Regions from separate parts of the Homo sapiens genome. Here region 1 is linked to region 2. A link is a loop called in an ENCODE intact Hi-C map of the cell type or tissue named here. Cell type or tissue: heart right ventricle. All regions are shown on one strand. Links, peaks and the distances in the headings refer to the core of each region. The heading gives the core; the rest is flanking DNA.

What was found. Peaks named below come from ENCODE experiments on the same cell type or tissue, not always from the same donor. Only the 100,000 strongest peaks of a DNase experiment are listed, where the experiment ranks them.
Region 1: a loop joins it to region 2, with 2.5 times the contacts of the local background. A loop is called at or near these places in 23 of 110 quality-filtered maps.

What each region holds. Positions count from the first base shown.
Region 1 is chr3:52,444,222-52,459,250 of GRCh38, forward strand. It overlaps TNNC1 (troponin C1, slow skeletal and cardiac type), which reads right to left and starts at 9,820. Exons shown (of 6, transcript NM_003280.3): 1 at 9,771-9,820; 2 at 8,262-8,292; 3 at 7,885-8,031; 4 at 7,523-7,637; 5 at 7,170-7,306; 6 at 6,879-7,085. The coding sequence starts at 9,794. The coding sequence ends at 7,054. NISCH (nischarin) reads left to right here and starts at 11,383. Exons shown (of 21, transcript NM_007184.4): 1 at 11,383-11,513; 2 at 13,622-13,705; 3 at 14,441-14,623. The coding sequence starts at 11,421. SEMA3G (semaphorin 3G) reads right to left here and starts at 882. Exons shown (of 16, transcript NM_020163.3): 1 at 692-882. The coding sequence starts at 806. RefSeq lists enhancers at 1-855, 856-1,732, 7,862-8,682, 12,362-13,037 and silencers at 5,792-6,086, 11,308-11,537. In heart right ventricle, for the core only: a CTCF peak has its summit at 7,653; DNase peaks (open chromatin) are centred at 6,252, 8,810, 9,840, 11,230 and 1 weaker place; H3K4me3 peaks cover 6,012 bases; H3K27ac peaks cover 8,000 bases.
Region 2 is chr3:52,225,522-52,240,550 of GRCh38, forward strand. It overlaps TWF2 (twinfilin actin binding protein 2), which reads right to left and starts at 13,637. Exons shown (of 9, transcript NM_007284.4): 1 at 13,471-13,637; 2 at 9,508-9,585; 3 at 6,423-6,601; 4 at 5,923-6,018; 5 at 5,606-5,710; 6 at 5,349-5,474; 7 at 4,399-4,549; 8 at 4,140-4,261; 9 at 3,091-3,680. The coding sequence starts at 13,495. The coding sequence ends at 3,513. TLR9 (toll like receptor 9) reads right to left here and starts at 124. Exons shown (of 2, transcript NM_017442.4): 1 at 6-124. The coding sequence starts at 8. It overlaps TWF2-DT (TWF2 divergent transcript), which reads left to right and starts at 13,717. Exons shown (of 2, transcript NR_135307.1): 1 at 13,717-13,914; 2 at 14,654-15,029. RefSeq lists enhancers at 1-3, 256-757, 514-603, 758-1,257, 11,228-11,769 and 3 more and silencers at 6,174-6,383, 13,280-13,799. In heart right ventricle, for the core only: CTCF peaks have their summits at 6,163 (motif pointing right), 6,367, 7,445 (motif pointing right) and 9,146; DNase peaks (open chromatin) are centred at 6,182 and 8,661; H3K4me3 peaks cover 3,084 bases; H3K27ac peaks cover 4,665 bases.

The DNA.
Region 1 (15,029 bases), core at 4,507-12,506, 220 kb after region 2:
TCTCCCCTGCCTGGTCCCTTCCTCTGTCTCCTCCCCATCTTTATTGAGCTCTCTCAGGGTCTCCATCTGTCCCTTTCTCAGCACTCCCCCTCAGGTGCCTCCCACCGCCACCCTGGTCCTGTCTCCCAGGACCTGCCTCCCTCCCACTCCCCGAGAGCTGTGCAGGGAGAGGCTCCCTCCCCTACAGCTGACCAGGCACCCAAGAGCCCAAGCCACCCAAACAGGGCACACGCACACAAACAGGGCACACGCACCCAAACAGGGCACACGCACACAAACATGGCACACGCACACAAACTCGGCACACGCACCCAAACAGGGCACACGCACACAAACTCGGCACACGCACACAAACACTGCACACGCACCCAAACAGGGCACACGCACACAAACACGGCACATGCACCCAAACAGGGCACACGCACACAAACAGGGCACACGCACACAAACACGGCACACGCAAACTCGGCACACGCACACAAACTCGGCACACGCACACAAACACGGCACACGCAAACTCGGCACACGCACACAAACTCGGCACACGCACACAAACACTGCACATGCACACAAACACGGCACACGCACCCAAACAGGGCACATGCACACAAACACGGCACATGCACCCAAACAGAGCGCACACACACAAACAGGGCACATGCACACAAACAGGGCACGCAGGGGCTGGTACCTCGGTAGGAGAGCCGCAGGCGGGGCACACTGGGGCCGGGGCTGGGGCCAGAGCTACCCCCATGGAGCAGGAGGCCCCCTAGCAGCCAGCAAATGGCCCAGGCCGAGGGGGCCATGCTGGGGAACTGAGGGCACCGCTGCCGCCTGCCTGCAGAGCCGCCCTCTGGTCCCGCTGGCCGCCGGTTGTAGTTTGCTCTGCTGCCACCAGGCCACCACTTATAAGGCAGTGGCTCCACCCAGTCCTGGGCGGGAAGAGGGGCGGAGGAGAGAAGGAGGCTGGGGCCTTGCCGTCCACCTGCCGCTTCTCCTTCCACCTTGTTGGCCCAGTGCAGGCTTTTGTGCCACACTGGCCAGCTCCCCATTGGGAAGACCTTCCCAGCTAGGGCACAGGCCATGTGTACAGAGATGTCCACAAATGCAGGTCCCCAGGCTCCAGCAAAGTGACAAGTGGGGAGAGAGCCTGGAAGGGAGGTCAGGGATCAGAGGTTAAAGTTGATGGGCTGGGTAGGGGCCTAGCTGGGCTCTGCCTTGTTCTCTGCCCCTCCACTGCCCACAGCAGAGACCTTCCAAACTGGCCCTGCCCCAATTCCAGGATATTCCAGCCCCCTGAAGCTTTGGCCAGACTCTCCAGCTCCCCTGGGTAAGGGTGGAGGGCCATTCCCAGCCCAAGGGGCGCCATGTCCTAGACAGGTGTTTGAGGTCCGGCAACACTTCATAGAGCCAGCAAGAGATGACTGCCCAGCCTCTTCCACCCAGGCCTGTCCCCATCTGGCTTCCAGGCACCCCAGCCTCTCCCCACATCTACATGCCCCATCTCAGCTCACCAGGCTTGCTTTGGGGTAGGGGACAGGGGCATCAGGGGACTCCATGCCGAGGGAACCTCCCCTTGCCCTGCCTCCCTCAGGCCTCCAGTCCTTCCAGAGACTCAGGGTCCAGAGCTTCCCCAGGTCAGTGATGGTTCTTCCCAGGGACCCCATGCCCCATAGGCCCTACAGACACCTATGATCTCTTAGAGGTCACTTCCCCCACCCTGAATACTGACTGGGTGGCGGGGGGCACAGAAAGCCACAGAAGAGGGCCAAAGGGGAAATGGGACTGAGGGCCTGAATCTGGGGTGAGTGACGGGACCTCCCCATGCTCCCTGCCCCAGAACAGTCGCCACCTCACCCCACCCCAGAACCCTACACTCAGAACCTGAGGCCCTGGGCACTAAAGAGATTTTAATTTTGAGCTGGAGTTTGAGTTCCCAGGATTCTAACAGCTCCTGCAGGTTGGGCCTCCCACATGGACCGGCCTGGGCCCTCTGATGGTGGTCAGGGAACTTGCGGGGCACTCAGAGAGGGAAGGACCTGGCCCAGGCCACAGAGCAGGCTGAGAATGGGTCCAGCTCAGCTCTGCCCCTTCCTGGGACCCTCCTTTGCTTCTGGGCGTTGTTGGGAGTATGGGGACCCCACCCTCCTCCCCTACCTCAATCCTGAAATGGAAACAGGTTGGCTTCTTGGGTCAGCATGACAGGTCTCAGAGACCTACAACTCTGCCTCCCTGTCCCCAGCTCCCTTCACTCACACATGCCTTCTTCAGCAGGGGGCTGGCCTGGAGGTGGGCAAGGGGCTGCCCACAGAGGCCAGTGATGGAGCTCAGCCCAGCCCTGCCTCTGGCCCTGCTGGAGAGCCTTGGCCAAGGCCCTTCCATCTCTGGGTCTGCCTCTTCCTCCCAGGGCCAGGGACCAGCCACCCTGGGTGTAAGCAGCCTTCATAACCTGATGAGTGGGCTTGCGCAGGGGCTGCTGTCAGGGTGACCATATCCTGGGACCTTGGAGTGGACTGCTTCTGTCTCTGTTTCCCTGGGGAGGTGTGGCCAGCACACTGCCCAAGCTGGGGCCAACTTCTAACTGGAGACTGAGCTAGGCAGCCCTTCAGCCAGCATGTGACCACCAGCGGCGGGCAGGAGGCCCAACACTCCTCAGCCTGCCAGCCCATCCTGGGGTCTCAGCTCAGCCAGACACCCAGCAGGGGCTGCAGGGAAGCCTGGGTCGACTGGGGAAGGGTGTGGGGGCAGCCTACTCCACACTGCGGAAAGAGCCTGTGGCAGGCTGGGAGTCCGAACTCTACTGTTAATGTGTGTGGCCTCAGTCAGGTCCTCTCCTTCTCTGGGCTTCAGTTTTCCAGGCCTGGGGGCAGAGGGTAGGGATCGTCTCTAAAGGCCCCCCTGCTTGCCAGCTGCAGGTGGGAAAGACCACAAGGGTGCTCCGAATTCGAGGATCAATGGGCCCAGACACGGGCATCGTGTGTCATCTAGTGGACAAAGAAGGAACTGCAGGAGGCCCCCAAACTCGCTGTGTCAGGCCCTGTGTTGGGGTAGCAGGGCCACCCAGCAGAAACAGCAGCCTCTTGAGGACGCTAGCAGTAACCAGGCAAACACAATATAAAGAAGCAGGAGCAGTGGAAGATGCTCCAGTGATTGCTCTTGATGGAGGAAATCAAGGGAGGCTTCATGGAGGAAGCACTATCCAAGCAAAAGCCCAGAAATGGAAAGGATGCAGCAAAACAGGCAAAACTAGGTGATGCATGAAGGATACAAAATGCCATGTACTGGTGGGAGATGGTGAGCTGGGCTGATACCTATGTGAAGTGCGTGTTCATGCAGCAGGTGCCACCAGGTGGATATGTGGAGGGTCACAGCCCAGCCTCTCCCAGCCAGAATTCTGGGGTGGGCATGCCTGGAAGGAATGGATGCCCCCAGTCCCCTCCCCACCAATTTCATGGATGGAACAGGGATATTAGGACAATGCCATGCCCCCTCCACCCCCACGGACCTCCAGCTGCTTGCAGAGGGTGAGCCCCCCCACTTCCCATCAGCCATCCCTCACAGCTCCTCCCGCCCCACCCCAACCCTCCTACAGTATCTTCTGGGGCTTCCATCTGCAAGCAGGGCCATTCATCTCCTCCTCCTGTCCCAGGACCTGTCCCCCTCCCCACCACAGCTGATGAAAAGAGAGCCAGGACGTGGCAGAGCCCTCCTTCCCCCACTGCCCCTTCCTGACAATCCTCACTCCCTTCAACCCGAGCACACGTGGCCCTTGTCTGAGCTTCCCTGGACCCCATATCGCTTCTCAGCTTGGGTCCCTTTCTCTGTTCCCTGGGTGTTGCCCACACCCACCATCTCCCCTGTACTTCAGCTCACTCCTGTCAGGCTCCCACCCCTCTGCTCCACGGAAACCCTCCTGCTCAGGCGGCTGAGGCCTGGGGGCCTGCAAGTTCCCAAACCCTGGGGCCACCAGACAAACCCAAAGTGAGTGAGATTCTACAGAATAACTGGCCTCAGCTCTTCAGAGGTGATGAGGAAACACTGAGGACCGTCACAGGCTGGTGGGGAGTAAGGAGACAGGAGGACGAGGTCACGTTAGTGCCATCTTGGATTGGTTCCTGCTCCAGGACAAGGACTTTAGGACAACTGACAGAACTTCAATAAGCTGTGCAGATTAATTAGCAGTGTTTATGTCAATATTCATTTCCTGTGTTTGATCCTTCTGTGGTTAAAATGTTAACATTTAGGGAAGCTAGGGTACCTGTAAATGGGAGTTCTTTGTACTATTTTTGCAAGCCTGGAATTTCAAAATGAAAAGAAAAAAAGCAAAAAACCCCACTAAAACCTAGTGTTGGGAAGTAAGCTCCACTTCCCAATACCCCACGGCTGAACCTGTGTCTCCTCCCAGCTTCCATATCTCAGGAAATGGCAGTTTGGCCAAAAAGCTAAGGGTCATTTTGGATTTTCTTATTTCTCACCCTTCACATTCAAGCCTTCAGCAAACTCTGTCCATTCTAGTTCCAAAATGTGCCTTGAATCCATGTACCCCTGCCCACTCTCCCCAGCACCCCACTGTACTGGAAGCCACCGGGCTTTCTTGCCCAAAGCCTGCCGCCACTTCAGGCCAGCTCCTAGCTCCGTCTCTCCCACCCCTTTTGCCCTCTGCAGCCATCACCCCTTACATTGACTGGGTCCTCATGGGGCCTGGCACTGCCCATGTCTCCCAAGACTGCTGGGGCTTGGTTTCCAGCCCAACACTGCCTTTCTGCTCCTGAGACCTTCCCAGTCTTTCTCCATGGCCTCCCATGGCTGGTTCCCTGTGGTTCCCCCAGATCTCATGCAGAGTCAGCTCCTCTAGGGAGCTTTCCCAGACCACTGTAACTCATGGGCCCACCATGCCTCCAGTCCCCACTCCAGCCCACGCTGGCTTTCCCACTGTACTCATCTCCTTAAAATTCCACCAGATTAGGCCGGGCACGGTGGCTCACACCTGTAATCCCAGCACTTCGGGAGGCCAAGGTGGGCGAATCACTTGAGCTCAGGAGGTCAAGTCTAGCCTGGGAAACATGGTGAAACCTTGTCTCTACTAAAAATACAAATATTAGCCGGGTGTGGTGGCAGGTGCCTGTAATCCCAGCTACTTGGGTGGCTGAGGCACGAGGATCGCTTGAACCTGGGAGGCAGGGGTTACAGTGAGCCGAGATTGTGCCACTGCGCTCCAGTCTGGTGACACAGCGAGACTCTGTCTCAAAAAAAGAAAAAGGCCGGGCGCGGTGGCTCACGCCTGTAATCCTAGCACTTTGGAAGGCCGAGGCAGGTGGATCACGAGGTCAGGAGATTGAGACCATCCTGGCTAACACGGTGAAACCCCATCTCTAGTAAAAATACAAAAAATTAGCTGGGTGTGGTGGCGGGCGCCTGTAGTCCCAGCTACTCAGGAGGCTGAGGCAGGAGAATGGCGTGAATCTGGGAGGCAGAGCTTGCAGTGAGCTGAGATCGCACCACTGCACTCCAGCCTGGGTGACAGAGTGAGACTCCGTCTCAAAAAAAAAGAAAAAAAAAATCCACCAGATTAGGGACTGGGCCTCACTGTGACATGCCCCAGGATCCAGCCCTGTGCTGTGCGCGTGGTGGGTGTGTGAGTGAACCACTGGGTGGTGCACCGGCTGCTGGTGCTGCCCGATGTGGCGCTTCCTTTTATCCTCGGATGTCACCCTTCCTGGGTCACTCTGGGTGTCTGTAGAGGTCCCCAATTCTCCAGCTCACAAGGGCAGGCCTGAAGGGACTCCTCTCTGCTCCCCTCAGGTCTCTCCAGGGACCAGAAAGCTCTTGCTAGCGCTGGCCTCCATCAGAGGCATTTTTAGAATTCCAAGACCATCTCTGGAATGCCAGGCCTGTCTGGGGAATGCCAAGGCTGGGGCACAGGTGCAGAGAGAGTGGAGTGGCTGGGCGGGGCAAGGTCAGCTGACGGCATTCTGGCTACAGCCTGGGTGCTGCTGGCAGCTGTCCCTCCTGCGAACACCTCTGCTGACACTTCCACTTCCTTGCAGCCCCCAACGCCCACGCCTCCAAGACAGCATCACTGTCTGGCGGCAGCTCTGGACTGGGTGCTCCCACTAAGCTGAGAGCTGCCAGGCCTTGGGCCTCCATCCCTGCCAGGGAGAGAGACTGGGCCACAAGAGATGAGCCTCTGAGGTTCACGGGAACTGGAAATCATGTCCATTTGGATGTGGCCCATCCGACAGGGCCCTTGGCTGGAAGCCAGTTGGCTCTGCTCTCCCCCACACTCACTGGATGACCTTGACAGGTCCCTGCACCTCTCTGGGCCAAACAGGTGAGGGGAGATAGAGCCGACTCCATGCCCCTCTGTCCCTGGGAGTCAATGTTGCTGGCAGGAAATACAAGCAAGTGGGCGGGTGGACTAGCACTGTGAGCCTGCAGGGACCCCACAGGCTCAGCTCCATTCCAGCCACGGCTGAGAGGTAACAGGGGTTGCTGTGCCAGGGAGCATCCAAGGGCCTGGCTGTGTACCACAGTGAACCACTCTCTCCAAGTAGAGGACCCCTAGGCTGCCACAGTGGTTGACCAAAGTGATGGCCCCCAGGAACTTGTGGGGGTTCTAGGCCCCCACAGACTCCAGATGCTGAATCCCTAGAGATGGTGCCTGGGCCTGAGGAGTGATAGAGGGCAGCAAGCAGGGCAGGCCACACGGCAGTCTCCGATCTCATCTCACCCCCCTGCAGAAGGCAGTGTGGAGCGGTGGTCAGGCGCCAGGCTCTGCAGCCAGCCTGCCTAGGACAGGGAAGGAAGCGGCCATTGGGTAAGAGTGGGTCCTGGGGATGAGTCCACGGCCCAGGGACACCAGAGCCAGATAGCAGACCTTGGGAGAGCAGGCTTTATTTGCATCCCCCAGGACAGATCTGGGGAGGGAGTCGGGGGATTTGGGGTTGAGGACATGGCCAGGCTCAGGTCCTGGGACCCCGACCCCCTCCCCAACCCCAGGACTCAGCTGGAGTTGGAGGCTGGGCATAGGCAGCTCTGGGTGAAGGTCAGCATCTACTCCACACCCTTCATGAACTCCAGGAACTCTGTGGAAAGAGGGGCAGGTGTGGGTTGAGGGTAGGGGCTGGGCAGGGCATGGAGGCAGGAGATCAGCCCACCCACCCGCTTACCATCATAGTCGATGCGGCCGTCGTTGTTCTTGTCTCCGTCCTTCATGAGCTCCTCGATGTCGTCCTCCGTGATGGTCTCGCCTGTAGCCTGCAGCATTATCTTCAGCTCATCCAGGTCGATGTAGCCATCAGCATTTCTGTGGGGAGGGGGCTCAGGGTAGGGCTGTGGGGAGGGCATGAGGCAGCCCCACCCATGCCCCAGGAGGCAGAGCAGGGACACTGGGAGATGGGGCATCCCTCTCCCCTATCAGGCAGAGGCCACAGGGTCCCTAGGCCTGGAATCTGAGACTGCCCTCCTGTACAGCTCGGCTTGAGTGTGGGTCAGGGTCAGAGGTCAAGGGTCACGTGCTCACTTGTCAAACATGCGGAAGAGGTCAGACAGCTCCTCCTCAGATTTCCCTTTGCTGTCGTCCTTCATGCACCGAACCATCATGACCAGGAACTCATCAAAGTCCACCGTGCCGCTGCCTGGGGGTGGGCAGCATGGCCGTTACAGAGGCCAGGGTAGGTACTGCAGGCAGCACCTTCGACACGAACCCCCATGTTCTCACCGCATCCTCACACCAAACGCCAGGCTTGTGTAGCCCTTATGCCCATTTTATAGATGAGGCAACCAAGGCTCGGATAGGCTAAATTGCTCCCAGCTAAACAGAGCCAGCATTCCAGCCCCCAGCCAGCTGGGGTTCTTCTGGAGCCTGGGGAGGAGGGGGCTCACCGTCCTCGTCCACCTCATCGATCATCTCCTGCAGCTCCTCAGGGGTGGGGTTCTGGCCCAGCATCCTCATCACCTTGCCCAGCTCCTTGGTGCTGATGCAGCCATCCTCAGCGCCCAGCACGAAGATGTCGAAGGCTGCCTTGAACTCTGTGTTCAGGGGTTGGGGGGCACAGTAGTCAGGGCTCAGCAGCCAGGACCACGGAGGGCCAGAACCCTGGGGCCACCTGCCAACCTGCCCACCTCCCTCGGAGACCTCTCTGAGGGCAGAGCAAGAGGGACCAAGCCTCTGGTCTCTGGCCTGGGGTCCTCTTCTGATAAGGGGTCCCCATGCCAGCCTGGACCCGCTGGTCTCCCACATGTGTGATAGGGATTCTCACCATTTTTCTGCTCTTCTGTCAGCTGCTCTACCTAGAAAGGAAAGGGAATCTCAAGGCTCAGACTCAGGTATAGCTGCTGCTGAGGAAACCAACCCATTCCACAGGTGAGAAGGCTGGAGCTGGAGGAGGCAGGCTATTTCCAGGCCACAGAGTGGAGGTCTCAGTCCTCCCTCCCTGCCCCCAAAGCCCTGACGTGACCCAGCTGGCCTCACTGCGACTGGGCTCAGGGCCAGGGTGACAGGTGGGCACCCCCTTCAGGACCAAGGTGACCCTCAGTAACAATAGTCAGTGACCACTCAATGCCCTTTCGGCCCCTGATGAAACTCAAGCTGGGTGGCCCGAAGGACAGCTGTCCCTCAAGTTGGGATAATAAAACCAGTGTGGAGGCAGGCAAGCCACCCACGGTAACCTGACCAGGGTGGCCACTGGGCTATTTTTAACGAGGAACAAAGTTAAACCTGGTGATTGTTCTGGGGACTTTGGCATGCAGGGGGTGGGGCAGCGTTATCTGGCCCCCTGGCCTGCTAGTGCCGCCTCAGAAGCCAAAATTAGTCCCCAACTCCGCCAGGCCTTGTATGGGCACTGGGTGGAGGGCTGTCCCAACCCCGGCTCCATGGACTCCCACAGGATAAGCAGGCGTGCCCCCAGAGCTGGCTATAGCACTTCCCTGCCCAGGAGTGAGGGAGGCTGAGGGAGGGGTTCCCCTGGGGACAGCTGGCCATGCCAGGATGTCCTTGCTCTGGGGTTGGGGGAGGTCACCACCACCCAGGATAGAATAGCATCTGAAGACCCTCAGTGACCCAGGAGGTTGCAGGGGCTTGGGGTGACCACTCTCCAGCCCTCATTCCCTCGCTCTCACCCCTAGCTAAGCCACTGAGCCCTGAGCCTGCCAGGCATGATGGGAGCTGGGGCCCCAGTTCTCTGTTCCTTCTTCCTTGGTTCTCCCTCATGTCCAGAACTTCCCTGCCTCAAACTTCAAAGCCCCATCTCCAGCCCAGGACTCAGGCTCTACAGACCCCTCCTCTCACACCCTCCACCCTCCAAAGCATCTTCGGCCCGCCAAGGGGCTGGAGTGGGGTGGCAGATTTTGAGCATGTGAGAAGCAGAATGTGAGGGGCAGAAATGGGGGTTGGGGACAGGGAGACAGTAATGGGGACTCAGACAGCTCAGGAGGAAGAGATGAAAAGAGAAAGGCAAAAACGTCCAGAGACAAATGCAGAGACATGTGGCTGAGCGACAGTGCCACAGACCACAGACACTTGGAAACAGAGAGTGAGACACGATGCTGAAAGCTGCAACCTCCTCCACCACCCTTCAGACCCGGAACCCCCTACCCCTTCTGCATCCTCAAACACCAGAATCACTGTCCCTGTGAGGGCCTGGGTTGAAGGCACGTAGGCCTTCTCCTTGGTCCCCACCACTTCCCTGGGGCTACTAACCCCGCACTCTCAGCTGAGTGAGCCCCCAGTGGGCCTGCCCACCCCAGCCCTACCCAGCCCTGTCCCTCACCGCAGCCTTGTAGATGTCATCCATGCTGGCGGCTCACAGGACAGCTTGCTGGGGTTGCCAGCCGGCCCTTGACTTAAATAGCCCTGCCCCGCTGCATTCCTGGCCCAGCCCAGCCCAGCCCAGCCCACCCCTGCGTGTAGTATCCTCCAGCCCCTCCTCTGGTCCCAGTGATCTCAGGCTGGCCTGAGTCCCCACGTCCTCTGCCCAGGGCAGGGAGCAGACGAACGGCTACAAGGACCAGGTTTCTTTCCCTCCTGTCCCCCACACTCCCCAAAGGGACTCTCTGAAAAGGTTTCTGGAATGAATGAAAACATAAGCCCAGTGCAGGACAGGAGCTACAAAGTCGTGGGCCCCAGGCAAGGTGCAACACAACAGCTCAGGCTCCCATCCAACCAGGTTGGCGGGTTGCCATGACCTCCACTTTCCAGATAAGGAAACTGAGGCTCTGGAGGAGTGGTGACTTGCCCAAGATCTGACTGACTTGGTAACCCCCGCCTTTAACTAAACCTCTCTGGAATGGGGGTGCAATGTGCAAGGAGAGGCTAGGAGTGCAGGGCCCTGCCAAGAGAAGCCTCGAATGCCAAGCTCATAGTAAGATGCTGTGGAACTGGTGAAGGAGGAAGTGACTGACCCACCTTAGGACAGGGTGGCCAGGAGCCCTTCTGCCAGAGGAGCCTGTCCCAGACCTCCCATCTGCCCAGGGAGAAGTACCCACTTCGGGCTTAAGTCAGCTGCTCTCAGTTATTCAACAGCACCCCTATAGATGCCCCATCTGTGGCAGGCTCTTTCCCTCCTCACCCTCCAATTAGGTTACCACCTCCCTCTTCTAGGTCTCATCTTTCCCCGGTTTAGGATTCAGCACTGTAGTTCCTGGGTCCAGATCAACCTGTCTCCCTCGTTTTGAACTTTGGCAGGCCACCCCGTGGGGTTCTTGTGCTCAGTGGCAGCACACACCCCTCCATCCACCTACACCTTCCTTCGTACAGAGTTCGTATCAAGTTTATCCCTCTTGATAAACACGCTCCCTGCCTCGAGCACTACTGCGTGCTGGGCCGCGCATCAATCAACCCACTCAGTTGTCCAGAAGCCCCACTGACAAGAGATCTCCGAATCTCAGAGAGGTTCAGAACTGGCCCAGAATCACTCTCGCCCTGCTCCGGCGGTAAGCACAGGTCCTATTTTCCCCTCCAACCTGCCTTGCCCTAAAGAGAAAGAGCCCAACAGCCAGGTGAGGCACTATTATGGCCTCCTTTATCAGGAGGAGTAAACTGAGGCCAGGAAGAGCAGTGACTTGCTTCGTGTGGCCTGGGAGACTCGGGACCTTCTGTCCCCTCTTCCCGAGGACCCAGGGGCGATGCCCAGAGCTGTCACCACCCGGGGTCTCAGTTTCTAGCAGGCTGTGCAGGGTACCGCCGGCGGCGCCACGCAGGTAGATTACGCAAGCGAGCACCTCGCACGCGCGCCCTGAGTGGCCCCTGTCAGTCACGCGCGGGGGCGGGGCGAGGGCGCAGGAAGAAGGCGGGGCCAAGATGGCGGCGCAGCGCGCGGCGGGGGCGACGGGCGGCGGGGGCCGGGGGGCGGTGGGACGTTGACCCCGCCCCCTGCTGCTGCTAGTCTGCGCCGGGCGGCGGTGGCGGCGGAGACCCGAACATGGCGACCGCGCGCACCTTCGGGCCCGAGCGGGAAGCCGAGCCGGCCAAGGAAGCGCGCGTCGTGGGCTCGGAGCTTGTGGACACTTATACGGTGTGTTGGGGGCGCGGGCACCCGAAGCGGGGGTGGTGGCTGGAACCGGGAGTCCGACTCGGGGGCTTGGGGAGGGGTCCGGGATCTGCAGCCCCGAGGAGCGGGTAGAAGGGTCTGCGATTGCGAGGAGGGGGCTGGGACGGGGGATCTAGGAAAGGGATCTGGGCCCCGCAGGTCCGGGAGAAGGGTTGCTCGGGGCCCGGGGAGGCGGTTTGGAAAAGGGTACGCGATCAGAAAGGGAGGCTCGGGTTGGGGGCGGCATCTGGGGATAAAGGGGGCTTGGGGAGGGGGGTGTCTAGATGAGGCGGAACCCCTCTAGATCCTCTAGGACTGGAGGGGCCCCGGCCTGGAAGACCGTTACAGGGGTCCAGGAGGAAGGCGATGGGGAGAGGGTCTCTGATGGATGGAATCAGGGAAAAGGGTCAGGCTTCGCAGGCCTTGAAGAAAGAGAAGGCGTCAGGACCCTGATCTGGGGAGCCTGAGGTGGTGGTTGAGATTTTCTCTGAGAAGTGCAGGAGAGACCTGGGGAGCAGATGCCTTGGGGGTCGGGCGGAGACAAGACCGGAGGAGGGGTGGAGCCCATCTATGGAGAAATGGGGGTGGTCTCAGTGCTAAAGCGCAGGCCCTATAAGCCTTAGGAATCTTCGTGACTTTGGGCTGTGGGAGCGAGATGGGGCAACAAGCTGCCCACACACACTTCTAAGCTATGGGGGAGACAGAGGACAAATAGCGGGTAGTTCCCGACTTTGACGGGGTTGGATGCCAGGCCTGTGAGCCTGGTGGGCTGCCTGGCAAAAACCGGCCCTGGACTAGGCATAGAGCACCTCCCTGCCTCCTCCCCTTTGTTCCCGCAGGGTAGGGAGTGGGTGGGGGCCTTGGGCCTGCCTGCACCTCCCCTCCCTGGCCCTCATCCTAACCTTCCGCTCTGAGGGCCATTCTTCTGGCTCTTTTCTCCTTTCCTGAAGGCAAGGGGAAGGAATCAGGCAGGATGGGAAGAGGAGAGGGGTGGATCTTGAAGCAACAGGCCAGCCTGGAGAAATGGCTGCTCCTCAGGGCTGGAGGAGGCTTCAGCTCCATGCTGCAGAGAGGAGGGGGAAACTAGGTGCAGGAGGCGGGTGAGGTCTCTAAGCTGATGGCTGACTGGCCATCAGCTATGGGCACATTCAGCCAGAGGGCCATCTTCAAAAAGCTCACCCTATTCTGGACTGCGCCCCTCCTCTGCATGTATGTCGGGGGAGGTGGTGATCTAGTTTGGACCCTACCATCCTCTGTCTCCGGGTGTGCCGAGTTGGACATTATTAACACACCTACCTTTTGAACACTTGCCATGGGTCAGGCCCATGTACAAAGCATTTTACATGCATTGCCTTACTTGGTCCTTGATTCTAAGATGGAGGAACTAAGGCTCAGAGAGAACTTAGGCTCCAAGTTACTTATATAAGTGACACATAAGCTGCAGCCAGGAAATGGCAGAACCAGGTTTTTAACCCAGGCCTTCCTTAACCTCTAGGCCATATTGCCTCCTGATAGAGCTTAGTTGCTACCACTCCCTCCCCACATCAGCTGCTTGTGCCTTGATTCCTGGCTCAGCAGCAGAAATCACAGCCATGAACCAGTTGAAAGGGTTGGAAAATGACTTGCTTCCAGGAGGTAGTCAGGGCACCTGGAAAGAAGTACAACAGAGAAGATGCTCAGGCTAGAACTGGCCCTGCTCTGCCTCCCTTGGAAGAAATGGCCTTGCCTGCAGCTCCGGTTGGGTTTTGAGTTACCTAGAGGCAGGAGGTAAAAAACTAAAGAGGTGACTTGTGGTAATCACCTTTTTCATTCCTTACTGATGGATGGAGCCACATGCTTGTCTCATGTGCCTCCCAGCCCTAGTGCTTGGGCCATGGAGGAAGCTGAGAGGGGCCCTGCTGGTCAGCAAGGGTCAGGTGCAGAGGCTGGTGGGCAAGGGCAGCCTGACTTTGGCCTTGGGGTGGGTCTGAGTTGCAGAGAGAAAGACTGATAAAAGATAATTGGGAAAGATAATTGCAGCTTTTGCTGCTGGGGGAGGAGACTCCTTGTTGCTGGGCTCCCTTGCCACAAGGGCTGTTGGTTTCCCCTTTTAGGTTTACATCATCCAGGTCACTGATGGCAGCCATGAGTGGACAGTAAAGCACCGCTACAGCGACTTCCATGACCTGCATGAAAAGGTAACTGTTAAGAGCTGGGAGCACGTATCTCAGGGCTGGGGGACCCGTAGGCCAACTTTCCATTGTGCCACATATTAGTTTTAGGGCAAAACAGGTTCCATCTCTATAGTTCTTTAATAAACCACTTTGTTAATATAACTGCGTTCATTAATATAGCATGTAAATGCTAGCCTTCAGCTCTAGCATGAGCCACTCTGCAAGGAGCATATTTGAATTTCAGTTTTAATATTTCCAGTCCTAGCTTGGGTATGAGATGCTCAGACAGTTTCCTGGGAAGGGGACAGGTTTGAACTTGTTTGATCTAGCGATAGCTATTCCAAAGCCTTACTTTAATATCTGGCTGTGATTCCATCTCTTTTTTTTGCTTTTGGAGATGCTGTCTTTCTCTGGGTCATTTGCAGCATAACTGTTTTAAAGACACACCGCTGCCCTGATTGGTTTTTACTCTGGCTTGGAAAAGATGGCAATTTTAGGGGCAAAAGGTGTTACTTTTCTGAATGTCTCTAAAGTCTCCAGATGGAATTCCTTGTCTAGAATTGTATTGGTATTTCTAATGCTAATTGGATTTAAAGAGGCCAAATCCCAGGTGCACTAGTTTGGTCACTGATTTTGGTACTACTGCAGGGAGGGGCTGTGCAAGTGCTGACAAGCGCCTGCCCTCAAGCTTCTTGCCTTGGTCTTACATAGGCACAGAGCCTCTTAGTCTGTGGTTGATGTGCTTATGTTTTTTTACAGCTCGTTGCAGAGAGAAAGATTGATAAAAATCTGCTTCCGCCCAAAAAGATAATTGGGAAAAACTCAAGAAGCTTGGTGGAGAAGAGGGAGAAGGATCTGGAGGTCTACCTCCAGAAGCTCCTGGCTGCCTTCCCTGGCGTGACCCCCAGAGTACTGGCCCACTTCTTGCATTTTCACTTCTATGTAAGTTCCTCATCGGGTTTTCACCTGTGCCTGCAAACCCACAACTGCCAAACTTGAGGCAGCAAACCAGGGGAGACCTCAGCTTTGAGGTGGGCTGGGGTTTGACCCTAGGTTAGAAGATGGAGGAACGTCACCCTGGTTAGGAATGCATTGTGGCCAGAAGCATGTTAGTTGACAGATTTGCCGTAAATTAGACTAAATGTGGCCACAGAGATGCTTTCCTCCACCACAAGGCATTTTGTTTAGCAAAAATGGCCTGTGGGTGTTTAAGCTAGGTTTCCATCCAGATGGATGAGGCTGGATTAGAAATAGCTGACACCTGGGATAGACTATTGTTGAGTTGTTGGTGCATAGCCCAAAACTAATTAAGGGATTAGTCTGTGATGGTGGAATATCACCATCTTGG
Region 2 (15,029 bases), core at 2,770-10,769:
CCTACCATGCTGGGGGGCAGGGGCTTCTCCAGAGGGTCTGGCGGGCAGACTGGACAGCAGCTACAGGGAAGGATGCTTCACACTCGAGGTCCCTTCCCACAGGGGCAGCAGCGGCTCAGAGAATAGAGGAAGTAAGATTTTTATACCAGCCTAGTAGCTCCCCCTCCACTCCACCCTGCCCCCAGTGAGGAGGACAGGGTCCCATGAGTCAAAGGCCATTTGCATAGTCAAATGGCAGACAGCTCCTTCACCCCTTCCTCTTTCCACTCCCCTCTCAGACAGCCTACATCCCATGAGGGCCTCACACCTGTCCTCTACCAAGCCCAGGGAGGAGCTAAGGCCCAGAGCTCAGGCAGAGAGCAGGGAGAGATGGGAATTCTGGATAGCACCAGTAGCGGGTACACCTTGCTGGGCACTCCCCATTCTAAGAGGACACTTCCACCCTCAGGTCTTGGCTCCTGCACCACAGCTGGTGCCCTCAGGACAGCGGCTGCCGACTTGTCCTTTTCTGCCCTTGTAGGCACCATCTCCAGAGTTCTGCAGGGCCTCATGCGTGGAGGGCCAGGGTGTAGCTTGAGCAGGAGGCTAGGCTGCACCTGCCTTCACCACAGCCTTGCAACATCTTCCGGAAACAAGACCTCCTCCTCCACATTCCCAGAGCCCCTGGGGCCCCATCAGAGCACACACCACGTCACTCCAGATGGGGCTCCTAGAGGCCAGGTGTGTGCTGGCCCAGCAGGGCCGCCAGCCAGTCCTCCCCATCAGTTCTTCCCACTCTCCTTCTGATCTAGGTGAGGAGACTCAGATTCCTCGGGCCCAAAGCCTTGGGTGACCCCGGGCCCCTCAGCAAGTTCTGCTGGGTCCACCATGCTGAAGGGTGTGCCCACAGCCCACCGTCCCCATGTCCACCAGCCCCCATCCTCTCTCCTAGACCCATGCAGGTGCCACCTCCCTTCTGGCTGTCCTGCCCTGCTCTCTGCCCTCCAGGGGCTGGTCACATTCAGCCCCTAGAGGGAACTGTTCAAACCTAAGTCACACTAGGTCCCTCCTCTGCTCAGACCCCTCCCTGGCTGACTCTGGAGTCAAAGCCACAGTCCACAGATGGCCAACAAGGCCCTATGGGACCTGCCACCCGCTGTTCCCCTGAGTGCTCTCCAGGCCCACTGGCCTGCTTGCAGTTGACTGTGTAGCCCCTGGGCATTCTCCTGCCTCAGGGCCTTGGGATGTGCTGTTCCCTCTGCCTGAAAACTCCCCCAAGTCTCATATGACCCCTCCTTTGCCTCCATTATGTCTCTGCTCCCATGTCACCCTCTCAACAGGGCCATCCAGCCTTCTTACAAACCTCCCACCCCAGATCTGGCACTCCTGAGCTCCTTTGCCTGGTCTATGTTTCTCTTTGTCCTAACATTTTTTAACTGCTAGCACACCGGATCATTGATCTTTCATGGTTTATTGTATATCGTCTTATTCCCCTGCTGGAATGTCAGCTTCTTAAGGGCAGTGATCTTTTATCTGCATCCCCAGGATCCAGTACAGTGCCCAGCACATAGTAAGTGCTTGATATCTGCTGAATTATGTACACCCAGCAGTCAGCTCTGGGCAGGCACAGAGAGGGTATTTCTGAGTGAAGGCTGAATGAATGAATTAATGAATTGTTGCTGCTGGGAGGAGGCAAGGCTGCACATCTGCCAGCCTGCTCCCCCCAGGCCCACTCTGGGTGGTATCATGGCAGGCAGGCTCCATAGTGCCAGGCATCTGGCTGGCTCAGCAGCAGGGGGCGATGGCATCGTCTTCCTGCCCACCTGGGAGCCAATGTTTCGGCTGGGCAAGGACAAGCCTCCTCTGGGTCTTAGCTAGTCTGGCTCTCCTCTCTACAATTCTAGGGGCTTGAGCAGGGGCTCAGAAAGGCGCCAGGGATAGAATGTTGCCCTGAGCCAGGAAGGAGAGCAGTGCCCACTCAGTAGCTGGGCTGCAGGCATCAACCCCATGCTTCCACTCCTGCCTGCCTGGGGTGGAAGGCACCTGCATTCATTCCCTCCATCCACCTCTCAGAGGGATACACCAAAGCTCGGGCTCCTGTGGAGCCCCAAGCCTGAGACTTTCCCAGAGTCCCTTGGACCAGGGACCCAGACCCCCATACCCAGCAGTGGCCCTGCCTTCTTTGGAGGCAGAAAACCAGAGAGGCCAGTAAGCTGACAGAGGGGTCTGCACACACAGGTACAGACCCACGCACATGGACACACTCAGCTTGGAGACACCGATATCGATGTCCACAGAAAAACTTGTCCTGGCCTCAGCCCAGGGAGGCTGGGAAGCCTTCGAGGAGGAGCCCTTATCCCATGTGGGAGGCTGCATAAAGTCCCTCTCAGAGATCCTTGTCCTAATTCCCCAAACCTGCAAACACGTGACCCCAACACCCCACAGTGTGGCAAAAACGACTTCGCAGATGTGATTAAGTTACCCATCTTGACAGGGGTAGGTGGTGGGGGCAGGGAGGGTGAATGCAATTACAATGTCCCTTATGAAATGGAGACAGAGGGAGATTCGACTACAAAAGGCCATGGGAGCCCAGAGGCTGAGGAAAGCAGAATCAGAGATGTCACCTCTGGCTTTGAAGGTGGAGGAAGGGGCCCCAAGCCAAGGAATACAGCCAGAAAAGGCCAGGAGATGGGTTCTTCTGAGGGGCCCAGACACAGCCAGCCCTGCCAACACCTCAACTTTGGCCCTGTGAGACCCATCTCAGTCTTCCAGCCTCCAGAACTGTAAGAGAATACATTTGAGTTTCTTCGAAGCCACTAAGTTGGTGGTAATTTGTTACGGCAGCCTCAGCAAATGACCATATGCAGATCCCTCATGTCACAGTGGAGGCGCGCCTGCCTCTCCAGCAGGGCTCCTGTTGACTGGGAGACCCGCGTGAGGCTGCACGCCCACTCACAGGCACAGCCTCTCCCACACACCTGGAGGTGGAGTGCTGGGGCTCCACCTCGCAGGCCGGCACTCCCCTCTCCCCTGTTGGGAAAGGACAGTTATATGCACAAGACTGCCCAATTCCCAGGGCCAGAGGCGGTCTCTCAGGGCCAAGCACAAGTCTTGATTTAAAAATATTTTATTCTTTAGAAAATACAGCATTCAACCATCCCAAACTGCAGTGACCCCTGCCCCAGCCCTGACTGACCCCACTTCTTGTGGCCAAAGGTTTCTGGGCTGTGCTGGGACCCTAGTCTCAGCTCCCCGGGAGGCCAGGTTCATGCCAGGCCCCTGACCCAGCCCCCTTAAGCCAGCCAGGCAGGGTCCCCGGACACCCTGGGCACACAGACGAGATGCAGGGACAGCAACAGGGAAGGGTCACAAAATGCCAGCCCGGTGGCCCTCGGACGCTGCAAGTGCGTTCAGCTGCCAGCCCTCCTGACCTCCCAGAAACACTTTCCTGGAGCCCAGGAAGGAGGATGGTGGCAGGGAGCGGAAGGTGGGCAGCCCCACAGTCCACACGTGGCCGGCCCTGCTCCAGCCTCCTAGCTGTCATCCCCATTTTCACCCGGGCCGCGGATGAGGCGCTTATGGCCCCGCTTGCCCCCTGGGCCCTTGGGCTTGGCGAAGGCCTGCTTGAAGGCGTGTTGCTTGGGGTGCACCTCGTCGTAGAGGAACTCTGCCGTCAGCTCTGCCCCATCGCCAATCTCAATCTGCATGGGGCAAGGCAGTGGTCACCCCAATGGGAGGGGCTCTGACACACACCACCCCTGGTAGCCCCCACTCCTGGGGCACCCCTTACTCTCACATCCTAGCCCTGGGGTCTCCTGAGGTCTCCCCTTGATTCCCCACCTGGAATGCCACTCCCAGGAAAGCAAGAGCTTAGGGCCTGCTGCCCTGCATGCCTTGGACTCTGCTCGCTGGGGTCACCTCCTCCCTGTCTCCAGGCCCAGGGAAAGGACATGACATGGTAGCCAGGACTTGGACTTTTCTGAGCCACCGATCAGCTGGGCAGCCTTGGGCCATGCGTGTTGCTCCTTGGGCCTCAGATGCCCTATGATCAACACGACAGCAACGATTCCTGCTCTGCCGTCATCTCAGGACCCCAGCGCCCCACATGGAGATTGGAGTGATAGGGCCTGGGGAGGTGAGGCCCTGGGGAGGGCGCCTACTTTCTTGGCGATCTCCAGATGGAAGTCCTGCTCCACGGAGTCGAGGAGGCGGCTCTTGCAGCTGGAGTAGAGCATTCGCTCCTTGATGCTGCACTTGTACCCCGGCATGGAGTAGATGAACACTGTTGGGGGGCAGGAGGTGAGCCTGGGAGGCCTGAGAAACCTGCTGACCTTCGCACCCAGAGCAGGCCTGCCCCACTGCAGACCAGCCCTGCTCCCACCCAGCCACAGGCTTGGGAGCCCTGCCATGGCCACTCACCTACAGACTCAAGGGGGTCGCCCTCATGGGTGTGCTTGTAGAGGAAGAAGTGGTAGCGGGCAGCATCTCGGGGCACCCGGGAGGGCAGCTGGGCCACATCCGTGGGCTCTGTGTGCACCAGCTCAATGGTTTCCCGCTCTAGGTCCAGCTTCTGCCCAGGGCCAAGGGAAGATGGGAGAGCACCAGGTCGGGGTGGGCCCAGGCCCCTCTCCCCAGGAAGCCCTCAAACAGGATTAGCTGGTGGGCAGGAGCCTGATGTGACCTCCCTCTCCCAAGACTCCCCTGCAATGGCCATCCCTCTATGGGGGTCCCTCTGAAGAGGCCAGTCCTGGGCCCAGCCCCAACTCTGCCCCTTTGAAGGTTGTGCTAGAGAAGGAACTCCCACCAAGGGTAGTCAACGGTAGTGACTCCTGGGACAGGATGGTGTGGAGGGTCACAACCTCAGGGAGATACTGCCACTGGGCCAGCCCATCCTCAGAGGCAAGGCCTCTGGCGGAAGCATCTTGGAAGGGAGGAGCCGTTTTGCTTGAAAGCGGCAGCCGGAACAGCCAGGGCAGAAGGACCCTGCCTAGGGAAACGGGGTGGTCAAGGAGACAACAGAGGGGATCTCTGACAGGAAGGGCCTCGGGGCTGAGGGGTCAGTGTGACCCCAGGGGTATGGGTGGAGGGCGGAATGGGGCAGTGTGCTCACAGGTGTACCTGTGTATGAGCAGGGCCTGGGGACAAGGGACCAGAACACATCTATGTGCACACAGTGTCTGCGCCCCAGGCGGAATAGGTAGGGATCAGGGAGGGGTGGGGTGGACCATGTGTTCCCACAAGCACATGGACGAGCTGAAGGGGACAGACTGCAGGCTGGTGGAGTGGGGACTCCATGTACATCTGCACATGTGCATGGGCAGGAGTAGGGGTGGTGGCAGCATGTGCCAGGGTAGGGAGCAGGCACCCACCATCTGGATGTAGTTGACCATTTTCTGCTTGAGCTGCTGGAGTGCCCGCTGGGCCTCAGGCTGCAGGGGGAAGGCGAGGCCCTGCAGGGTCTGGTGCTTGCTTTCCACACTGATCTCTGTCTTCACCTGTGGGTAGGGGAATGGTGAGGGAGGCCCTCACCGGCCCAAAGCAGGGTGTGGCTCCCAGGCAGCACAGGCTGCCACTGGGCCGATATGACCCTGAGGGCTCAAGGCTGGGGCCTCTGCTCCCCACCCACCTCGTTAATGCGGATCTGCTGGAGCTCTCTCTCAGCCGAGGTCAGCGGGGCAGGTGCCGCACAGGACGACAGGTGTTTCTGGTACCCAGCAAAAGAGAGGTCATCCTGCAGGGGTGGGGGTGAATGCAGAGCCATAAATGGGCACCTGGGGATTGGCTAGAGGAGGCCCACGGAGCACGCCAGCTTGCAGCCCTTGGACTCCCCCAGCGCCCCCATCTTCCTCCCGAAGCTGGCACTAGCTTGCTCTCTGACCCTGCACAGTGACCCCTCTCTGTGGGCCCAGGATTGTGTCCCGGTAAGTCCTGGCTTAGGATTACCTTCACAGTCCCGAAGAGCTCATCCTTGATGTGGCCACCTCCAAACTCCTTTTTCACTGTGGCCCGCGTGGCCGCGTACAGCATCTTCAGCCGCACCTGAAGGGCAAGGGCCAAACCGTAAGAGGCCTCTGGGCAGGGCTGCCTCTCCCGGAACAGACAGGTGCCTCTGGAGGAACTCGGTGGGCTCACTGCGCTGGCACACCTGGCAGAGGGCCAGCCCGGGGCCAGGACGCAGCAGGTGGCCCCCACCAGCAGGGGGAGCCCTCGTCCAGCCTGATCACAGCCTCCGGAGCCAGGCTGATGCCTGGAGAGCAAGAGGTACCCAGGCTGCGGGCACAGGGACTTGACCCTCTCTCAGACTCCCTAGGGCACGGCCTGACAGCTCTTCCCCCACCCTCCAGGGGCAGGCCTGTGTCCCCTCTTGGATCCCCCAGGGCAAGGCCTTGTTGCCTGGCTCAGCCCCAGCTCCCCTCCTCACTTCCCACTGGCCCAGGACTCACGGGGGAGTTATCAGGCGACCAGGCGAGGAAGAGCCATTCGAAGCCCTGAGCATTCTGTGAGTCGAGGCGGTAGAGCAGGTAGCAGGGCTGCTGGGCGTCCAGCAGTGGCAGCACGGCCCTGTCATAGTCCTGATCCCAGCGGCCTACTGGCTCCTGCGAGGCACCCAGCACGAGCTGCTCTGGGGGCAGAGGCCGGATGAGCAGCCGCTCCCAGCTCCCACTGCGCCTCCCGCTGCAGACCTCCAGCCTCGCCGTGGCTGCCCAGCTGGCTCAGAGCCGCCGGCTGCCCCTCACCTTCCCTGGAGCCCCCAGGTCCCAGAAGTGTGAGGCTGTGTGGCTGAATGAGTGAGCAAGGGAAGGCACAAAGCTGCCACCTGGGGGCTGCCCCCCTGCACATCCCCAGCGCGTGCACACACCCCCCCACACACACACACGTGCGCAGATCACCAACACAAACAGCCACACAAAGACACGCAGCCGTCAGCCCCTCACGGACACCACACCCCTGGGTGCTCCCTTGGACCCCATCCCCACCGCACAGCTGCTCAGCCCACAGTCCCCACGAAACTGCCTCCTGCTCGCCTCCTCCCCTGGGGCTCCAGCAGAAGAACCGCAGCAGACTCCCCTCAGGACAAATGTGCTGAGGGGCAGGTCACAGCCCCAGGCCACAGGGACCTACAGGGGTAAAAGCCTCTGGAAAGGAGGAGCAGGGGCTCCTACCAGACCCTGGATAAACAGACATCCTGCGGCTACCTGCCAGCTGCAGTCCCCTCGAAAATGTCACAGATCCTTGCCGGGCGCGGTGGCTCACGCCTATAATCCCAGCACTTTGGGAGGCAGAGGCAGGCGGATCGCCTGAGGTTGGGAGTTCGAGACCACCCTGACCAACATGGAGAAACCCCGTCTCTACTAAAAATACAAAATTAGCTGGGTGTAGTGGCCTGTAATCCCAGCTGCTCGGGAGGCTGAGGTGGGAGAATCGCTTGAACCCAGGAGGCGGAGGTTGTGGTGAGCAGGAGATGGCGCCATTGCACTCCAGCCTGGGCAACAAGAGCGAAACTCCGTCTCAAAAAAAGAAAGAAAATGTCGCAGATCCAAAGCAGCCACCATCTAAGTGCCTAGGCCCCACAGGCCTGCTAGCTCCTTGGCTGAAATGGGGCATCCAGCTGCACTTGTAGACTGGGACCTCATCTGGGCACCAGACACCAGCCTGGGTATACACAGGTCTAGCCTGGAGCAATAACTGGGGCAAAGGGGCAGTCAGCCTGGCTGGGGGTCCTGGTGTCAGTCCACCAGACTCTCCTGATCTGGGCAGGGGCCCCGATGCCTGGACGCCCCAACAGACCAGGCCCTCTGAGGCCTCGGCCTCCTCACCTGCCCACCCAGAACTCAGACAGGATCACAGTCACAGTGACTTTGAGTAGTCACGGCCTGTGTTGGCCCCTACAGCACTGTCAACATTGCTTAATTTGTTGCTAACATTTTCAAACTGGGAAATTTTACATAAGAAGTAGAATTCTCAGCCTCTCTAGAAAAATCAGGCCCTCTGGCCACACTGGAGCCATCCTCAATTGGAGATGGACAGTGGCTGCCCATCGGGGGCCTGGACCCTCCTGGGCAGTCCCAGGTACCCCAACAACTGTCATGCAGAACTGAGATAAAAGTCAATCCAGAGATTCCTCCTGCTTAAAATCTTCAGGGACGGCTGGGCACGGTGGCTTATGCCCGTAATCCCAGCACTTTGGGAGGCCGAGGTGGGCGGATCACGAAGTCAGGAGATTGAGACCATGGTGAAACCCCGTCTCTACTAAAAATACAAAATTAGCCGGGCGCAGTGGTGGTCGCCTGTAGTCCCAGCTACTCGGGAGGCTGAGGCAGGAGAATGGCGTGAACCCGGGAGGCGGAGCTTGCAGTAAGCTGAGATCACACCACTACACTCCAGCCTGGGTGACAGAGCGAAACTCCGTCTCAAAAAAAAAAAAAAAAAAAAAAATCTGCAGGGACATCTTGTCTGGGAGGCAACAGGGAGGGCCGAGGACTGGGGTCAATGAGTACAACTGCCTTTTTAAGGGTGGGGTGGCTGTGGCCTGCCACTCCAGGAAGCCATCACTAATATTCTGCCACAGTGACCCCTGCCCAGTCTCTGAGGGCATCAGAATTTGGACTCCCTGGGCAAAGCACTGCCAAGGCCCTAAAACCTGGAATGGCAGATCCTGCTTTGAGCCAACACAACGCGTGGAAAGCCAGCTGAGCACCAGGCCCATTCAGGCAGCCATCCAAAGTGCCTGCTGCTGAATGGCTAATGAGAAGAGCTGGGAGGACCTCTGGGGAGCCTGGCCCACCCCAGTCCCAAAGTCTGTACCCCTCACCCAAAGGGACAGTCCATTGGCATGGAGGAAAGGTGAAAAAATGTTCTCTGGCCTCTGACCTCCCAATCCTCCTCAGTTTAATCCTCTGCCTCCCCAAACCCTCCCCACTTCAGGCCTCAGCTCAAGTCCCAGTGTCCCCAGCACTGCCCTCTATACAGCTCCCAGGTCCTCAGGGGCAAGGCCAAAGCCCAGCCAAGCCTAGAACCCTCCCATCCTACTCTCAGATGAGCCAGACACTCATCCCTTCTCCCCATCATGGGGGCACTTCCAAGAGAAGGGTGCAGGATCTCCTTAGGTCTCCCCTCGGACAGCAGCTGAGCCAGGCCAGGCCACCAACAAATGAGGCGGGTGGCACCAGCCACAAGGGGCAGTGCTGGATTCACTTATCCCCTGCCCCTCTGCCCAGCCCAGCTCGGCATCCTGGCCAGGCCCATCTGAATATCCATGCAGCCTCTGGGAGGTGGCAGGACCCCAGGACAGGGCTCTATTTGCTGACCCCAGCTTCGGCTTCCTGCTCTGCATAACAGAGGTGACAATTGCGCCCACCTCTGATGCTGCCCTGTGAGGCTCTCCTTTGTCAGGATGGCCTCACACCCATTTCCAGAGTGGGAAATTGAGGTCCCGGCAGGCCAGGGGCCAACATCCTCCTTCCCCCACCCACAGAGGCAGCAGAGTCCACCCCCAAGCCTATACCCTGGCCTGTGAGGGGCACTCACCGTCCTCAATCACAACCTTGATGAGCCGCACAGAGCCAGCCCGTGCCTTGGCAAAGAATTCCTTCAGCTCTTCCGTGGCTATAAGAACAAGAAACATGGTGGGGGATGAGTGGGCAGAGTGGACAGAGACGAGTATGGGGCCTGCTCTGTCCCACAGGGTCTGGTGGCTGAGCTGGGAACCAGGTTAAATACAGCCCCCCATGTGACTGGGAACCTGAGACAGCCACTGAACACAAGCTCCCAAATTTAGCCAGCAGAGGTGGCAGGCGAGTGGCCTGCTGGCTGGGATAGGTCTGGTGATGGGGCGGGGTGGGCAGGGATGGGACAACCCACCAGAAGATGGGCAGGCTCTGGCATAAGCCAGGCCAGCCACAGTGAATAGCCTCCATCTGCCCCCTGCCCCGCAGGATGGCCGAGCTCTGGGCTGGCCTGGACACACTCAGCACAGTCATATACACAGAAAAAAGAACACAGACAAATGCCCCCACTGTGCAATGACCACTATGCCCATTCACACACACACACACACACACACAGCTCAATCCAGCATGTGTGAATGTAACACACAACACGCATGTGTGACAGAGGAGCAGAAATTCAAACACCCTCATACATGAACACATGCTCAGTTGCTCAAACACAAATGGACACGCATGTTTAGATACACAAACACACACAGAGATATAGTCCCCGGCTTGCTAACACGCACACAGGCAGGCAAGTGCAGAGCTTGGCTGAGACGTGTGTGCAGGCAACAGGATGTATCAAAGTGTACACAGAAGCACATGGACACGCATGACACCCATGTGTGCAGCCCCAGTCCCAGCCCTCCAGCCAGGCTGTCTAACCCTGAGACCCCGAGGAGCCACAGCCAGCCCAGATACAGCCCTGTGGGGGGTGGGGGGACAACATGACCTTAACCCTCAGGCAGTTGGGGCAGCTTCCAGGAGAAGGAATGGCTCCCCGAAACTCACTAAGAGACTCCATCTTGGTCAGGTGCGGTGGCTCTCACCTGTAATCCCAGCAATTTGGGAGGCCAAGGCGGGCAGATCACCTGAGGTCAGGAGTTCAAGACCAGCCTGGCCAACATGGCAAAACCCCATCTCTACTAAAAATACAAAAATTAGCCAGGCATGGTAGCACGCACCTGTAATCCCAGCTACTCGGGAGGCTGAGGCAGGAAAATCGCTTGAACCCGGGAGGCGGAGGTTACAGTGAGCTGAGATCACACCATTGCACTCCAGCCTGGGCAACAAGAGTGAAACTCCGCCTCAGAAAAAAAAAAAAAAAAGAGACTCCATCTTGGTCATTGGGCTGTAGAGCTGGAAGGTGAGAGCCAGTGAGTGACCAAGGACCCCAGGGCAGAGGTGAGGACCATGGTGAGAGCTGGGGAGCCATAAGTGGTGGATCTACTAGTGGACAGGGAAACCACCACGGCCCATGTGGGGAAGGGCCCTGCTTGGGTCCCTGGGTGAGCAGGGCTAGGCCAGTGTGACCTTGAGGCTGCCCAAGGGTCAGGGGAATTCCGTCAGGAACACAGCTGGAGGCCTGAGGTCAGAGAATATTTATAGGGCCAGGACTGGGCAACTCAGGGGCGGGGGGGCCTTTAGGAAAACAAACTCTGGTTATGTCCTCAGGTGCCCCCCCTTTGCAGAGTGACCGTTAATCTGAGACCTCAGGCTATGCACCACCCTCCAAGGCCACTGGGTGGGCTGGGGCCCAACTGAGCTCAGCAGACCCTTAGGGCTCAGAGAAACATGGCATGGAACTGTAGGCAGGTGGACACCATCCCACTGGGCCAGGACAGAACTTTCCATCGGCAGATCCCAAGCAGGTCCCTGAGGCCCCAAGCCTGGCCTCTGGGGCTCCACTTCTCCCTCAGCTGTGTGACTCCTGACCTCTCTGAACTTCAGTGTATAAAATGGAAATAATAGCCCCAAACTTGGCAGGGCTGTGGTGAGGGGTAAATGGGAGAAAGGGCTTGGCGATGGTGGCCTCTATTAATAACAATTAATCTTTTATTATGATAATAACAGCAAGCTGACTGTGCTGAGCTGCCCCTTCTACCTGCCCAGACCTTCCCAGAAGGAAGGCCAAGAAGCTCCCCTAAGGGACAGGCCGACGGGCCCCTTCTAGTGTTACCAGGGCAAACTGACACCCCCACAGGGAAAGGCACATCCCTGCCCACCCCAGCCCCAATGCCTGCCCAGCCACCATCAATAATCCAGAGGCCAGGCCTGGGACACCTGAGCCTCTATTATCAATGATTCATGAACACCCTCCCTCCGACTCAAGTGAGCCTCACATTACAGGTCCCTTTCCTGCCTACTCTGCGGTCAGCAGATCCACACCTATGGTCAGGACAGGGCTGGCACCTGGTCCTCCAGGGTGATCTCTGCTGCCAACTTCCCAGGCCAGAAATGGGAAGAAGTGGGCTGCTCACAGGTGGAAGGAGGGCTAGGGGCAGCCCAGTCCCCAGTGACCCCCTCGGTGGGCCTGTCTCACTATGGGAAAGGAGGGAGTGAGGCAGCAGGGAAGGGGTATGGGGTGGCTAACTTCCTGGGATCTCCTCCACCAGGGCTGGAGGCTGGGAGGCAGCAGCTATGACCAGACAAAGGGGAAGGAAGAAGCTGGCCAGGAGGCAGTTCCCTCCTGTGGGGCTGAGTCATGAAGCCTGCCCGCCAGCTCCTCCTGGAGAAAGGCTGGCCCATCTGGGAGCCCTGGCCCTGACCCAGGCCCCTGCCTTCGCGGGGCCAGGGAAACCTTCTCAGGGCAGCCCAGCCACCAAGTGGCCACAACCGCACCAGGATTCAGGTGGTCAGGCAGGTCGATGGTGGCAGCCCCAGGCAGGGGATCCTAGTGTGGTGGGAGGGGTGGCTGATGGCCAAACCCGCCAGGCTGTCTGGGCAAACAGCCCGGGCCTTCCCCACAGGCCAGGCAGCTCTCTCAGGCCAGTGACAGAGGAGGACACTGAGCCCCAGGTAGAGTCAGGGCACCTGGCTCCCAGCCATTGCTTCTCTCACAGCCTGTCCAAGAAGGAAACTGGGACCCCTAGGGGAGGGGAGGGTGTGATGCGGGAATGGTGAAGCTTCCTAGGGCTGGGGGCTGGGGGTGGGAGCTGGCCTGGATTCTTTAGGGCCAGGACTCTCCCCACAAAACCCCATATCTGGACCTCTTCTCTGTCTGCAGCCTGGAGCTGGGATCTTCCAACCAGACTGAGGCAGACTCAGAAAGTCACAGTGGAAAATGGGAGGGAGGTCAGAGGTCAAGGTCAGATAGGCAGCTTTCTCCATCCCACGTAGAAGTCTCTGTTCCGGGTTTTCCCTAGCCTGGGGAGAGTGAGTGTCCTGGGAGGAGCAAAGGTCAGGGCCTTCTCCTAACACACATAAACAAGCCCATTCAAGTCAGACACATGCGGTATATGCATCCTTGGCAAAAATGCACACTGAGACGCGCTCCAACTGTGCACACACACAGACACCCACATACATGTGCACACTGCCATGAAACACTGATGTCTAAAGAGGGTCCTATGCGACCTACAGTGTCCATTCAAACAGTCACTAGTGCCAGTGCATGAATGACCCTAGATGTACACAAGCGAGTCACATCCAGAGGTGCACAGGCAGGACTGTACACGGAAGACGTGTGCACATGCGTGTACACCCACTCCCGGAAAGGAACAAAAATATACAGATGGGCACACACAGCCACATTCATCTCCAGGTAGGCACACAGATACTTCCACCCCAGTTGTGTACGTACACATACACCCACTCCCAGCTATGCACACCACGTCCGTACTCCCCCAGATGTGCCCACCCCAGGCGACCCGCGGCTGCAAAAGAGAACAGGAAGCTTTCTCCCGGCTGGTGTGGGGTGGAGGGAGGGGCCGAGAGCCGGGGGGGGGCGCTTCCGAGAGCCCAGACCGAGGCCCCCTGCCCGCCCGCCATCCGCCCTCACCGTGGATGCCCGTTTGGTGCGCCATGGCTCGGCGCTTCGCTCCGTCCGCGCCGTCGGAGCCCTCCGCTTGACCCTGGCCCGGCAACGCTCGCTGGACCAAGAGAGGTGGAGGATGTGGCGGAGGCTGTCGACCCTCGCGCAGCTTCCCGGGCGGTGCCGCAGGACCCGCCCCCAGCGGCGCCCCGCCCCCGACAGGCGCGGCAGGGAGGCGGGGACTCGGGGCCGCGCGTGCGCGCAGCCTGCGCCTCGGTCCGGGTGGGTCTAAGGATGATGATTGATCCGCCGTGCGCACGCCAGCGCGTTCCTCTGTGGCAGGAGAGGGGGGCCTGCGTGTGACCGAGCGTGCGTGGGAGGACGCGCGTGTGTGTCTGTGCGCCCTGATCACGGTGGTCTGTGGGTGGGGCGGATCGTGCGCGCGCGCCCGATCTGTGCGCCCCAAGCCAGGTGGGTCTCCGAATAGGAGTGGGTCCCAGCGTACACGGGTTTGCACCCAGGAAGGGGTCTGCTTGTGGGTGGGCGCGCCAGCTCTTCCCCAGGGGCCGTTTCTTGAGCGCCTCCCGTGGGGTCCTGGGCACCTCGGGGTGATCATGGCCGCTAGGCTTTGCCCTCACGGGCCTAGGCCCGCCTTCACCCACTAGATGGAGTGTATGGTGGTGAGAGCCCGCCGAGACAATGTGAGGGGCTGCCAGGAGAAGGCGAAGATTGGAAACCTAGAGGGGAGAATGAAACAGCCCAGCAGAGTGGAGGGAAAAGTTTTCTTTCTTTTTCTTTTTCTTTTTTTTTTTTTTTGAGATGGAGTTTCCCTCTTGTTGCCCAGGCTGAAGTGCACTGGCGCGATCTCGGCTCACTGCAACCTCCGCCTCCCGGGTTCACTCCTGCCTCAGCCTCCCGAGTGGTTAGGATTACAGGCATGCACCACCATGCCTGGCTAATTTTGTATTTTTAGTAGAGACGGGGTTTCTCTATGTTGGTCAGTCTGATCTCGAACTCCCGACCTCAGGTGATCTGCCCGCCTCGGACTCCCAAAGCGTTGGAATTACAGGCGTGAGCCACTTACTAGTCCCAGCCAGAAAGGTTTTCTGAGAAGAGGGCACTGCATGTGCAAAGGCCCAGAGGTTGAAAGAGGGCCAGAGCCTGGTGAGGAACTTCCCATGTCCTAATGACCTTCTGTGTCTATATCCAGCAGCCTTGCCTTACTGGTACCAGTACCTGCCTGCTGCTACCAACTAGTCAACATGTGGCATCTTCCAGGCCACTGTGATGAGTCAGGGATGAGCATCTGACTCTGGTTGGTCCAATCAGCTTGTCCAGGGACTTTGGCTGGGAAGATTGGAAAGGAGGCCAGCTTTTTGGGCTGGGGTTGCTGAGAGATGTGATGATGAAATGTGTGGCCTACCTGGCATCTGGCCCCAGCTTCAGCTCCATTTACTGTCTTGCTCCCCACCCTCACTAGCCTGCATTGAGGCCTCCTCTGTGCCCCCCAACCCCTGAGTTTCTCATCCCCAGAGAGCCCAGCTACACAGAATTGAAGGGTTTTCTCATTCATCTTCCTGCGCTCA